Regions from separate parts of the Homo sapiens genome. Here region 2 is linked to region 1. A link is a contact called in ENCODE Hi-C data. All regions are on one chromosome and are shown on one strand. Each heading gives the region's core, a stretch centred on a gene start or an enhancer-like site at or near the end of the contact. The rest is flanking DNA. Distances are from core to core; before and after follow the strand shown. Region 1 holds the start of RASSF1-AS1 (RASSF1 antisense RNA 1). Region 2 overlaps SEMA3G (semaphorin 3G).

What was found. A loop is a pair of places that touch in the nucleus more often than their neighbours do.
Region 2: a loop to region 1 is called in a map of heart right ventricle, with 6 times the contacts of the local background. The contact joins the enhancer-like site here to the promoter of RASSF1-AS1 in region 1. A Hi-C loop is called at or near these places in 1 of 168 maps with a recorded cell type or tissue (heart right ventricle).

Annotation. Positions count from the first base shown.
Region 1 is chr3:50,334,312-50,340,819 of GRCh38, forward strand. RASSF1-AS1 (RASSF1 antisense RNA 1) reads left to right here and starts at 3,200. Exons shown (of 1, transcript NR_109831.1): 1 at 3,200-3,989. RASSF1 (Ras association domain family member 1) reads right to left here. Exons shown (of 6, transcript NM_007182.5): 1 at 6,245-6,508; 2 at 3,594-3,700. The coding sequence starts at 6,494. RefSeq lists silencers at 2,604-2,913, 2,984-3,163, 6,265-6,508 and enhancers at 3,235-3,806, 3,634-3,893, 3,974-4,063, 5,630-6,453, 6,454-6,508.
Region 2 is chr3:52,427,123-52,433,630 of GRCh38, forward strand. SEMA3G (semaphorin 3G) reads right to left here. Exons shown (of 16, transcript NM_020163.3): 16 at 5,913-6,508. Among named protein-coding and RNA genes, the nearest start is that of SEMA3G, 15 kb to the right of the region's middle. RefSeq lists enhancers at 844-3,993, 1,572-1,671 and a silencer at 2,851-3,011. Within about 2 kb of position 2,876, at least 4 of the 41 ENCODE cell types and tissues checked have a DNase peak (open chromatin) inside an H3K27ac peak, as active enhancers do; they include heart right ventricle, where a contact is called at or near this core.

The sequences.
Region 1 (6,508 bases), core at 1,950-4,449:
GGTCTCCTGGATGGAGAAGAGCACTGGAGTAAAAACCCCAGTACAAACCTTACTGGGGACAGTGGGCAACCTTGTCGGGTTAGTAAAAACAAATGGTGTGGGCCCTGGAAAATGAGGGCTGGAGGCTGTGAATAAAGCAGTGGATGTGTTTGTTCAGTACACCAACGGGAAGAAGTACCCAGATGGGAGGAGTACTAGGGGCAGGAGAAATGCCAGACAGACTCTAGTGCCAGGGCAAGAAGGAAGATCATTTTGTTTGCAGAACAGGGAGGGCACAGGGATGGTGCTAACTTGTTCTTGTGATGGCTCTGAGCTCCTACCTAACAATGAGAAAGCTTGCTCCTTCTTCCCTTCCTGGATGACCCAGGAGCCCTGGGCTGGGATGCAGTGACCTCATTTCCAGCCCCTTCCCTTCTGGTGATGAACCTCCCTATCTTCACTCAGAAAACAGACTTGGATTAGAGGCACTGCACAGCCCTTCCAGGATTCTAAAGGAGGAAGAGTTTCTTTTTCTGTTTCCAAAGCTGCCTGCTGGAAGAGGATTTCAACAGCCATCCCAGTCGGATGCACAGCAGGACCATGGAATTTCCCTTCTGCACCATAGGGACCCACCCTCCACTCTACCACTGTCCATAAAAACTGATGGTTTTTTTTTTGAGACAGAGTCTCGCTCTGTTTTCCAGGCTGGAGTGCAGTGGTGCGATCTTGGCTCATTGCAATCTCTGCCTCCTGGGTTCAAGCAATTCTCTGCTTCAGCCTCCCAAGTAGCTGGGATTACAGGTGCCTGCCACCACAACTGGCTAATTTTTTGTATTTTTAGTCGAGACGGGGTTTCACCATTTTGGCCAGGCTGGTCTTGAACTCCTGACCTCATGATCCACCCACCTCGGCTTTCCAAAGTGCTGGGATTAAAGGTGTGAGCCACTGCACCTGGCCTAAAACTGATGTTTTTTTCTTTTTTTTTAACATATAACTTGGGACTTCTCAGCCTCCTATTCTTTCTTTTTTTTTTTTTTTTTTTTTGAGACAGAGTCTTGCTCTCTCATCCAGGCTGGAATGCAGTGGCCCAGTCTCGACTCACTGCAACCTCTGTCTTCTGGGTTCAAGTGATACTCCTGCCTCAGCCTCCCCAGTAGCTGGGATTACAGGCACACACCACCATGGCCAGATAATTTTTTTGTATTTTCAGTACAGACGGGGTTTTGCTATGTTGGCCTGGCAGGTCTCGAACTCTTGGCCTCAAGTGATCTGCCTGCCTTGGCCTCCCAAAATGCTGAGATTACAGGCATGAGTCACCAAGCCCAGCCTTCTTTCTTTTTTTTGAGACAGAGCCTCACCCTGTCACCCAGGTTGGAGTGCAGTGGCACGATCTTGGCTCACTGCAACCTTTGCCTCCCGGTTGAAGTGATTCAGTCTCCCAAGTAGCTGGGACTACAGTCACACACCACCATGCCCGGCTAATTTTTGTATGTTTAGTAGAGATAGGGTTTCACCATGTTGGCCAGGCTGACCTCGAATTCCTGATTGCAAATGATCCACCTGCCTTGGCCTCCCAAAGCATTGGCATTAGAGGTGTGAGCCACCGTACTTGGCTTCCTTTTCTATTTTTGAGACAGAGTCTCACTCTGTCACTCAGGCTGGAGTGCAGTGGCACGATCTTGGCTCACTGCAACCTCTGCCTCCCAGGTTCAAGTGATCCTTCTGCCTCACCCTCCCAAGTAGCTGGGATTACAGGTGTGCACCTCCGTGGCTAGCCCTCCTTTTCAATTGGTTAGTGTCTTGTGGTTTTCCCACCTTTCCACAGTGGAAAATGGCTCAGGACTGACTGACATGAAGACAAGCCCAGGGGTCTACACTCAACTCAACCCTTGCACCCAAGCTCTGGGCTAAGATTTTGGCGTGCTGAGCACCACCCATTTTGTAAGGAATTTTGTAAAATTTTATCTGAAGCATCACTCACAACTCCACTTTCTTTACTTAAATAAGGATTTCCGCCCCATTTCTGCCAGGCATACTGAGCTTCACAGTCCCTGTTTCTTTTTCCTGGTGCCTAGGCCTGGTTCTCTGAGCCTGGTGGTCACACCAATGGCATCTGGCACACAGTTCTCCGATAATGGGGATACCTAGGAGGTTCCGAGACACCTTACAGTCCTGGGTTAGTAACCTGGATCTCTTTTTCCACCTCTTTAGGCATTTTATAATCTAGCTTTCCCCCTTCCTGTGGGTAAAGTGCTCCTGAATGCTTATGGTCCAAAACAAGACTTCTTTCCTATCTATTCCCAAATCTTTCTCCAGATCCACCCTAGAGGAAGGGAACAGAATCTTCCACATTCCAGCAGCTGGTGACAGGCCAGAACAGGGAAGAGGTGAGGGCTCAGCTGGCTCCATACAGGAGTGCAGATGGAGGAGCAGGATCTCTCTCTGCCTCTCAAGTTTTCCTAAACATACTTCTCAATTCCTGGCGAGGACTCTTCCCTCTCCACATCCTCCCCTAGTCTCCCCAAGGAGGGAGCAGGAGCATTCGAACGCGGAAATCGAGGTGCTAGTCCAAACTGCTCGGTCGGCTTTAGTCATAGCTGGATAATGCCCGGCTCAGGTCTACCACAAGCCATACAGCTGCTTTTTCCGTGTTCAACCTGTCTGTGACAGAAACCAAGGGGGCCCCGGCACCCAGCATCTAGGCGGTGGAATCGGGGTCTTACGCACGGTTCCGCGGGCAGGTCCCCGGCCAGGACCCGCGGGGAGCCACGTAGCCAGGAGGGTGGGGCTGCCCACCGACCCAGGACGCGGCAACGGACCGGGGAGGGCGGAGCTCCAGCGACCGCTTCCCCTCCCGCCCGCCGGCACCCCCTGGCTCCCACCTGGTCCCGGCGCGGCCTGCGAGCTAGCGAGGTTCGCGCGGTGAAGTACTGCTCGAGCTCCGAGTCCGAGTCCTCTTGGCTGCAGTAGCCACTGCTCGTCGTGCTGCTCCAGGTCATTTCGAAAGAAGGCGCCTCCGCCTCGCCCATAGCCGTACCCGCCCGTCCCCCAGTCCTGCGCGTCCGTAGCCGCCAACCACCGCCCCGGTCGCGTGCGTGCGTGTACGCGTGTCAGTGTGCGCGTGCGCCCGGGCCAGAGCCGCGCCGCAACCGTTAAGACTGAAACGTAGATCGCCGGGATCTAGCTCTTGTCTCATTGGGGCAGGAACGCCGGGGCGGGGACACGCACGCTTCGCCCCCAGGAATGACCTCATCGCTCCGGAGCTCCACTCACAGACCCCACCTACCACAGGGAACGGGGGCGGGTGCCAGCGTCCGGGCAAGCGCACAAGAGTGGCCTCTGGCCGGAGGCGAGGGCGGGAAGGTGCGGGAAGTGCGCGTGCGCGGAGCCTGGGTCAGCCTGGGCCCGGGTCCGCTTGCAGCGGGTGGAGTACTTGCGGAGCCGGCAATCCAGGCTCCCCTCCCAGCCCCCGCGCAGAATTAGCCTCTCTGTGCCGCCGGGAAATCGGCAATTAGAACGCTCCTTGCGCGCGGCACCCAGGCAGCCCTCGAGAATGCCTGCACTGTGGCCTGCCCATCCTCGCCCTTCCCATACGCCCTCGGCCCCGCGCTCACCACGTTCGTGTCCCGCTCCACCGCGGGTTCCCAGCCCAGGTCCCGGGGCCCGCAACAGTCCAGGCAGACGAGCGCGCGGCAGCGGTAGTGGCAGGTGAACTTGCAATCTGCAGAGAGGCCTGGCGGTGAGGCGGAGGAGCTCCAGGTCGGGGAAATGTCCCGGAGATTGAAGGGAAGCCCCAGGGAGAGGGCCGCTGCTCGCCAGGCTCCGCAGGCCCGACCTATCTCAGTGGGTTACCTCACACTGCTACGCGGACTCTAATGTTGGCCACCTGGGCGTCTGGAAACCGGCCGGAAGGCCACAGGCAGAGAGGCCTGCTCAACAGTTGGATCTCTATCGCCTAGCACAGAACTTCCCCTTTCCTCATTGGCAATTAAAAAAACAACAACAAAAAACTGCGTCTTGCTTTTGTCACCCAGGCTGGAGTGCAATGGCGCGATTTCGGCTCACCGCAACCTCCGCCTCCTGGGTTCAAGCGATTCTTCTGCCTCAGCCTCCTGAGTACCTAGGATTACAGGCGCCCGCCACCATGCCCAGCTAATTTTTGTATTTTTAGTAGAGACGGGGTTTCACCATGTTAGCCAGGCTGGTCTCAAACTCCTGATCTCAGGTGATCCACCCGCCTCGGCCTTCCAAAGTGCTGGGACTACAGGCTTGAGCCACCGCACCCGGCCCTTCACTGGGAACGTATATGGAATACATCTGCCCATTTACTTGAAGGAAAAACTAAACACCTTTAACCTACGTCTGCCCTGTGGTTGTCACCTGTCTCTACTCCCCTCAGACCAAGACACTGGTCTCTATACACTCTAATCCTTCGCCTTCACTCTCCCCTCTACCCACTCCAGCCAGGCTTGCCTCTTCCTCCAGGAAACTGCCCGGGACAGGGTCCTCAGCGATCTGTGTACTACCAAATGGAATCCAGTGTTCCATTCTCCATTCTCACCCCCTCAGCATCATTTGAAGCTTGCTCCCTTTGACTCCCAGGGGCTACACTCTCCCAGTTTTCCTCCTACCCCCTGCAGCTCCTGCTCAGCTCCTTTGCAGATTCTGACTCAACTTCCATATCTCACGATGAAGTCTGGGCTCAGTCCTGATCACTGGCCTGGTCTGTCTACATTCATCTGCCCCAGATCCACGGCTGAAACACTGACCTAAACCCTCAGACTAGATCCTCCGTGCCAGTACCTTCACTAGGATGTCTAAAAGACGTTTCAAGTGAACATGGCCAAAATTTAATTCCCTTTTCTTCAGCCTCACTGCTACACTTGCCCAGCTTCCTCTTTGCAGCAAAAATGGCCACTAGGCTCCCAGTTACTGGAGACAAAAGCCCAAACTTATCTTTGATTTCTCCCTTGTCTCTACCTCTGATAAACATGCCCAAATCATCCTGCTTCTTATCTCCATGGCTACTTTATTTCTCTTTGAGAACGCTGCAATGTCCCAGCCTTGTTCTTTTTTTTTTTTTTTTTTTTTTTGAGACAGAGTCTCACTCTGTCGCCAAGGCTGGAGGGCAGTGGCACGATCTCGGCTCACTGCAACCTCCGCCTCCTGTGTTCAAGCAATTCTCCCACCTCAGCCTCCCGAGTAGCTGGGATTACAGGCACCCGCCACTACGCCTGGCTCATTTTTTTTTATTTTTTAGTAGACATGAGGTTTCACCATGTTGGCCAGGCTGGTCTTGAACTCCTGACCTCAGGTGATCCACCCGCCTCCGCCTTCCGAAGTGCTGGGATTACAGGCATGAGCCACCGCGCTCGGCCCCTTGTTCATTCTTTGCATTCTGTCACAACTTTGTGCTCCCCCCAGCTGAATTTGTGATGTCCTCTTGTACCGGATGAGAGGGTCTCCATGCACACACAGACCTGGGACACTATCCATCCACAAGTTCCTAAATAGGCCAGAGCAGTGATGCTCAACCCAGACTCCATGTTACAATAATTTGGGGAGTTTTTAAAATTTACTGATGCCTAGGGTCCACTCCCAGCAGTTGATTCAACAGGTCTGCGGTGGGATCCAGGCTAGCGGGGAGGACTGTAAAAGCACCCCTGGTGATTCCAGCTGGTGTCTACCCAGGGGAGAGCAACCTTTGCTTGCTGGCGATTCCCAGGGGTGCAGAAGGACTGCTGGGTGTGTGGCTGCGTGCATATTTTAGCATCTGATTCACTGGGTCAGAAAAGGGTGTTTGCTAAATAAAGACTCAACAAAACTCCTGCTTGCAGGGGGCCCACCAAAGGTTCTAAATTTTTCCAGGCTCCCTCCCATAGGTGGTAATTTCCCTTCACCCTAAAGGTTCTGGAGGGGGTCATGAGTGTTTGAGAAGAGGCAAGCCTGGGAAGATGGACTCCGAGGACAGTAGGCACAAACCCTTTCTCAAGAAGGGCCAAGGCATTTTAAAGATAAGAAACTTAAAATCAGCGTATTTTTACATATAAGCAGCCACCTCTGCTCATCTGTGGCCCAGATACGAGTGGAGTGCGACAAGGGATAAACCATTTTCGCGCACTCTTCAGCGATGGGGCGAAAGTAACGGACCTAGTCCTCGGGAGCTGTCCCCGCCGACCCCCTCTGCCGCGACTTGACCCGCGGCGACTGCGCTGCCCCTTGGCTGCCCCTTCCGCTCTCGTAGGCGCGCGGGGCCACTACTCACGCGCGCACTGCAGGCCTTTGCGCACGACGCCCCAGATGAAGTCGCCACAGAGGTCGCACCACGTGTGCGTGGCGGGCCCCGCGGGCTGGAAGCGGTGGCCACGGCCAGGGACCAGCTGCCGTGTGGGGTTGCACGCGGTGCCCCGCGCGATGCGCAGCGCGTTGGCACGCTCCAGCCGGGTGCGGCCCTTCCCAGCGCGCCCAGCGGGTGCCAGCTCCCGCAGCTCAATGAGCTCAGGCTCCCCCGACATGGCCCGGTTGGGCC
Region 2 (6,508 bases), core at 1,626-4,125, 2.1 Mb after region 1:
TTCCTCTTTTCATACTGTACCTTCCAAAGGGAAGTCACTATGTGGAGCCCACAGTTAAGTAGAGGTTTTTATGCAACTCCTCCTTGAGGATGGAGTATCTACATAAATTATTTGGAATGGTTCTGCATGGGAGATTTACCTATTTTATTCTCTCCTGCTTATTTATTTAGCCAATCTTTTTTTTTTTTTTTTTTTGAGACGGAGTTTCGCTCTTGTTGCCCAGGCTGGAGTGCAGTGGTGCGATCTTAGCTCACTGCAACCTCTGCCTCCCGGTTTCAAGTGATTCTCCTGCCTCAGCCTCCCAAGTAGCTGGGATTACAGGCATGCGCCACCATGCCTGGCATTTTGTATTTTTAGTAGAGAAGGGGTTCACCAGGTTGGTCAGGCTGGTCTCGAACTCCTGACTTCAGGTGATCCACCCACCTCGGCCCCCCAAAATGCTGGGATTACAGGCGTGAGCCACCATGCACAGCCTATTCAATCATTTAGTATGGACTCCTGGACTTTGGGTTACAATGTAATAATACTTTATTTTGTTGCTCAAATTGCTTTGGCCACTGGGTGTTCATGTGTCCTTTTCACACATCCCCATCACTGTGTGTCTGGTTTTGTTTTGTTTTGTTTTTGAGCACTTTTTTACTTTCTGACACTGCAAGATGCCCCAAGCTCATCTTCTTTTAAATGCCTGTTTCATGACAAACACATGTTTAAAATTTTTAATACCTATTTTCATAACTGATGTGTCTTATTAGAATTAATTACTGTTTCATAACTTAGGAGCTGGGACAAATCAGTTCACTTAGGGATAGTAGAAATAGATGTTAAATAAAACTTTCCCAAAGCACCTGCTCCCCTTCCTCTAATCATTACCTTTACGGGAACCGTAAACTAAGGCCAGAAACCTCAGATTTTCCTTCAGCTTCCCTCTCTGTTCAGCCAACCTCTTTGTTGTCAGTTCGACTGTTTTTCAAATGTTTGCCTTCCTCTCCTTCCCATTGTCAGTGCTCAGCTCAGACCTTGATGCCTCATAGGATGGGCAGCAAAAGTCTGCATGGTTTCCTGTGTCCACTTGCTTCTCTGACACATCCACCCTTTTCCCTTCTGCCAGTTACCATAAAACATGTGCTAACTCTTTGCTCAGGATGGCCCTGCTGAGATTGGCATTCAAGACCTTCTACAAACAGGGCCTTCCATAGCTGCATCTCCCAGGACATCCCACCCACAGGCCTTCTTCTCTGGCTGCCTCAGAACACTGGGCCCGGGCCTGGGGTGCTCAGCCTGGAGAGTCCTGGCATCCATCTTCAGCCTGTTAAACACAGCCTAAGGGCTACTTCTTCATCTCTAGGCACTCTTACTGTCTCTGTTTGTACCCCCTGTTATAGCCCATGTCATTCTCTGTCTGTCCTACAGTTATGGGTCTGTCTTTCCTGCTAGATCAGAAGCTCCAGGGACCTGTCTGTCTTATTAACCTTTCTTCCCCTCATGATGCCTGGCCCAGGACTCCACGTTCAGAGGCAGTTTAATGTCTACAGAACTGATGGATGCTCCATACCCTGTATTCATAAGCCTGTGTTTTGCTGCCAAACACCAGAGGGCACTGTTAGCATGTCGATGAAGATTATAAACCCTCAGACCTGGAAGGCTGGGAAAGGCTTATGAAAATCTTGCTTCTGTTTTGGGATTACATAAGACTTATTGCGCCTCAATTGTTCTAAACACATCTGTTCGAGTTTATTCATGAGGCACGTTCCTGTTGGGGTTAGAGATGAGTTTGAAAGCTCCCCGTCACAGGTCAAATCCTTAGACAAGACTGCCTTCATAGTCTCTCCAGACCCAAAGTGGCTCTCCTAACCCACCAAAAATATCTCCCAATTACTCATTGAGAGGCATCCAGATGCCCTCTCCTCCACCAAAAATGGCGACTGCCAGTCCCAAGGGGGAATGTGTGATATGGTTCTATTCCTTTTCTGCCCCACCCTCCTCCCACATGCACACATGCACAGGTACCTGTCCACACGAATGCACACTCACTGCCATCAGGACCTCTGGGTGGTGGCTCAAACGGTGGCTCAAAGGCTCTAGCCTCTATGGGCAGGGTGGGAGGATGCTATGAGAAGCAGCACCTCCACTGGCCCTGACCCCAGGGAGACAGCATCAGTTTCCCATGTGCTCCCAGTCACAGCATCATGGGGGCCCCCAGGTGTGAGAAGTCTCCCTAGTGACTAAGCCAGGGAGCTCCATTCCAAAGGAGCTGGCTATTTGCAAAGGTGTCATGGCTTGTACATTTTTCCAAAAAATGACAGAAAAACTGAAGAACTGATTTTTTTCCCAAAACAAAAAACCCTTGCCCTCACTTCTCCCTAGCAAACCTGCTCTAACCCTGGGATCCCTGAGCAACATGACAGCATGAGGTCCAGATGGAAGGGGTAAGCCCCAGGAGCCCCTTCCCCTTGTCTTTGGTGTAAACTGGCTTCTTGACCCTGCCCTGCACACACCCCTAATAAACAGGAAGGCATCCGCGCCATTAGTATCCATCCTTTTCAGAGCATCTGAGACCTGTCTGGACCATCAAAGCCATCCCCAGCCCCCAGGAGCCTACTGGAGGAGACACCAGCCTCGCCAAAACAATTCTCCATTGTGTTCTTCCCCTTAGAAATCATGGGTTTGTAAACAGGCCCTTACATTTCAGCAGGTCCTGCCCTGGCTTTGTGCTGGTGTGTTGTTTTTTCTTCCCTGAACAATGTCCTTTCCAGTAGGGCCAGCCGTTCACACCATTGTCTGAGACCCTTGGACTACAGGAAACATCACCAGATTCTTATCAGTTGGGGGCAGGAGTGGGGGGGTGAACAGATGAGATCATGTCCACAGAGCAAGTGGCTGGTGTGCCACGTCATTCCCCATGCCTTCATCTGTGAGAGCAGAGCCCGCTCGCCCTCCATCAATCTGGGCTTCATGTGTCCAGAGTCCAGTCCCCTCTATTTGGTGGTAGACACCTGGACTCTGTTCCAGGCCTCTGTTGAGTCACTTTGGAATCCTATCAGTCTGCAACTGTCCCTTTGCCCTGGTCATTCCTCACAGCAGTGAAACAGGCCCTTTTGGGTGGATTAGGGGGTACTCTGGTCATCATACTCTCCGGGGTAAAGAGGTCAAGACTGGTCAGCTGAGTCCTCCCATCAGCAGTGTCCCTGCGTGCAGGCTATTAGCTAGCTGCTGGAGGCCTGGCCCAAAGACAGCCCCATATCCCTTACACCGCCTCCCTGGAGACTTTGCAGCAGCCCTCATCCTCAGTGGAGAGTAATTTTTTTAAAGGCTTCATGAGGAACCAGGAGTTTCCTTAATGGAAGTCCAGCAAGGAAAGTGAAAGGCTTCATTAGGATGCAGTCTCTAAGGGAGAGGGGCCCAGTAGTGGTACCCCCAGCAAAGGTGGCCAGGGACTGGGCAGTGGGAACGGGCACAGGGCCACAGCTGCCTTGCCTCGTCTCCTGTACATCCGAGGGATGGCTGAGTACGGAAGGAGAGCCAGGGTGCGGCCCAACAATTCCCAGGCACCTTATCAGATTTTTATCTATTTATTTATTTATTGAGACAGAGTCTTGCTCTGTTGCCCAGGTTGGAGTACAGTGGCGTGATCTCAGCTCGCTGTAACCTCTACCTCCCGGGTTCAAATGATTCTCGTGCCTCAGTCTCCTGAGTAGCTGGGATTACAGGTGTGTGCCACCAGCTAATTTTTGTATTTTTAGTAGAGAAGGGGTTTCACCATGTTGGCCAGGCTGGTCTCGAACTCCTGACCTCAGGTGATCCACCTGCCTCGGCCTCTGAAAGTGATGGCATTGCAGGTGTGAGCCATCGTGCCTGGCAACCTTATCAGATATTGTGTCCAAACCTAGCCCTACCCACTGTCCCTCTTTCCGAGTTTAGAGTCTTAGAAGACCCTGGGAATTTGTTCCTGGTGTGTGTTGAACTTTATTCTTGTAGAACCCACTGCAATCCAAGACTTAGGTGAGGCTGGGATGGGACCTTAACTGGGATGGAAATTGGGCTATTTCTGAGCAACTACCCCCTAGCTCTAAGATGTGGTTGGCCAGAGGTGCCTCTGTTTGCTGGATTTCCAGAGGCATGTGAGCCAGTCTTCTGGGGCCCAACTGGCTGGAGCTGCAGCTGGACCCCCTGCCAGCCCACAAAGAGGACAGGCTGGCTGGAGGTACACCAGGTTCTTGGGGGCTGCTACCTGACCATTCCTCCAAGCAGGGGATTCTAGGGCTGTCTAGGACCTGACCCCAAGCTTAGCCAATGAAAGAAAAGCCCAGGAGTCATTTGAGAAAGTGGAAACTGCTGTTTTCCTCTCTTATTCTGACTCCTTCCTGCCCCTCACCTTCTTAGAAACGAGTCTGTTGGATGGAAGGACAGCCACAGACTAGGGGTGAATGCTAGCCCTCCACAGAGGACCATGACAGACACAGGAGGGGCCAGAAATAGGCTGGTTATGGGAGCACGAGAGCCGGGAACAGAGCACAGTCCAGGCCCAAAGGGCAGCAGATTGGCCGCTTGGCAGCCCTGTCCCGGGGTAGCAGAGTCTACTCTGGCGAGGGTCATAGGAAACCAAGATATGGCTATTCATCAGGAGGCTGGGGCTTCCAGAGCCTACAAGCTGGGAAGGCAATTACTAATTAATCAAGCTCACATGTTAAGGGAGGGAATTAACCTAATCAACATTTTTCCAAAGTGTGTTCTTCAAAATGTTAGAAACATGAGATGTTAGCTGCTCCATGGGAAAAAAAAAAAGAGAGAACCAAATGTTTTGGAAAAGCACATAGCACATAGTAGGCATGCACATTAGCAAGAGATCATCACAGGACTTCTCAGGGCCTTCACAGGGCAAGCCAGCAGGCAGCATTTCAGCTCTGTCAGGGCCAAAGGGGCAGAACACGGGGACCACGAGATCATGGAGGGTCCCGTGGGATTATAGTTATCTCTTGGAACCACTGGGCCAGTCTCATTCTCTAGGCCCCTTTCCAGCTCTAAACCTGTTTGGGAAGTCATGGAACAGAGTCCCAAAGAGCAGAGGAAGCATTAGACGCAGAGGAAAGAGCTGTGACAAGACAACAGAGAGAGGCTGAAATCGCTGAGGCAGGAAATAGGGCTTGAGATGGGAGGGGGAGGTGGTGTGGACCAGGAAGGGGTCTGGTCCAGAGGGGTCTTCCGGACCACCCTTGGGAGAGTGATGCAAGAGGGAAGAAGGGGGCTCTGGAGGCCGCCTTCGCACACCCTTCCCAGCCCAGCACACTGTGCCAGGTGGGTGCCCTGGTGACACTTCTCAGTCAGAGGTGATGATGCTTCCTGGGGTGGGGTGACAGGGTTTCAGGTTCTGTCAGGCCTAAGTGATCGTGGAGGGGGCAAGGAACAAAAGGAAAGGCCAGCTCCAGGGCCCAGACTGCAAGATGAGACTTATGACTGACCTGTTAAGACCCCTAGTCTACAGCATGGATCGAGGGGCCTGTTCAGGCAAGAGGCCCAGGGAAGTCTCCCTGGGAAGGTGGGGTTATGACCCTTCCATCTTCCTCTAGCATCAGTGGATTCTGCTCTTTGGGCTGAGGTGTTGATGTCAGTGGGGAGTGGGAGCCATGCCCAGACGGACCTCCTGCAGTGTGCCCAATAGGTCAGATGTTCGGGGCCTCCCCTCCTTTCCAGAAGCCACAGTCCCCACAGCACAGCCCCAGTCCCCCAGCCATGAGGACTTAATATCCATTGGTATGTGGCTTGGGATGAAGGCAGGAACCATGCCAAGTGTCACTGTGACAAATGTCAAGTGTTGTTGTGAAAAAGGAGCAGAGCTGCCTACGGGCCCAGCTGCCCTTTGCCAGTGTTTTTTTTTTTTCTTTTAGTTCAAGATCCTCCTGAAGTCCCAAGAAGGTCAGTCTTACAAGCCCACAGGCCAGGATGTTCCTCATTTAATGAGCAATCTCGGCTTTGTACAAAGCCCTCTAACTCCTTCCTTCCCCTGATACCCATCTTCCTCCTTTCTAGAAAGCACCACCCAGTCTCTTTCTTTAAGTCCTTTTCCAGCTCTAAAACCTGTTTGGGAAATCATGAAACAGAAGTCACTCAGGGTGACCTTCTTTCTCATGGAATGGATGGGAGGGCTCTTCATTTTCAGCTCATGTGCGCAGCATCAGTCCATTTAGTACAATACACAGATACACAGTAATGATATAATTATGTGATGCAAATATTAACTTCATCCCTTTCCTTGTAAATTCAGCTTTTCTCACCAGAGCTCAGGGGCAGTCATGACAATAAAAATAACAATAGTAATTACAAGAAATGTGCTCTGAGTACAGAGAAACCACAAGGCCCATCTCAACACACAAATACAAAAACAACTCGCATTTACGGGGCGTTTCCAGGAGTTAATAGCATACAGTACCATGGGTAGGGTGTGGTTGGCAGAAGCTGTCCACTTTTTCTAAGTGCAGGTGTTCGTTGCTGAGGATCTTGTGCTCCTCCTCCC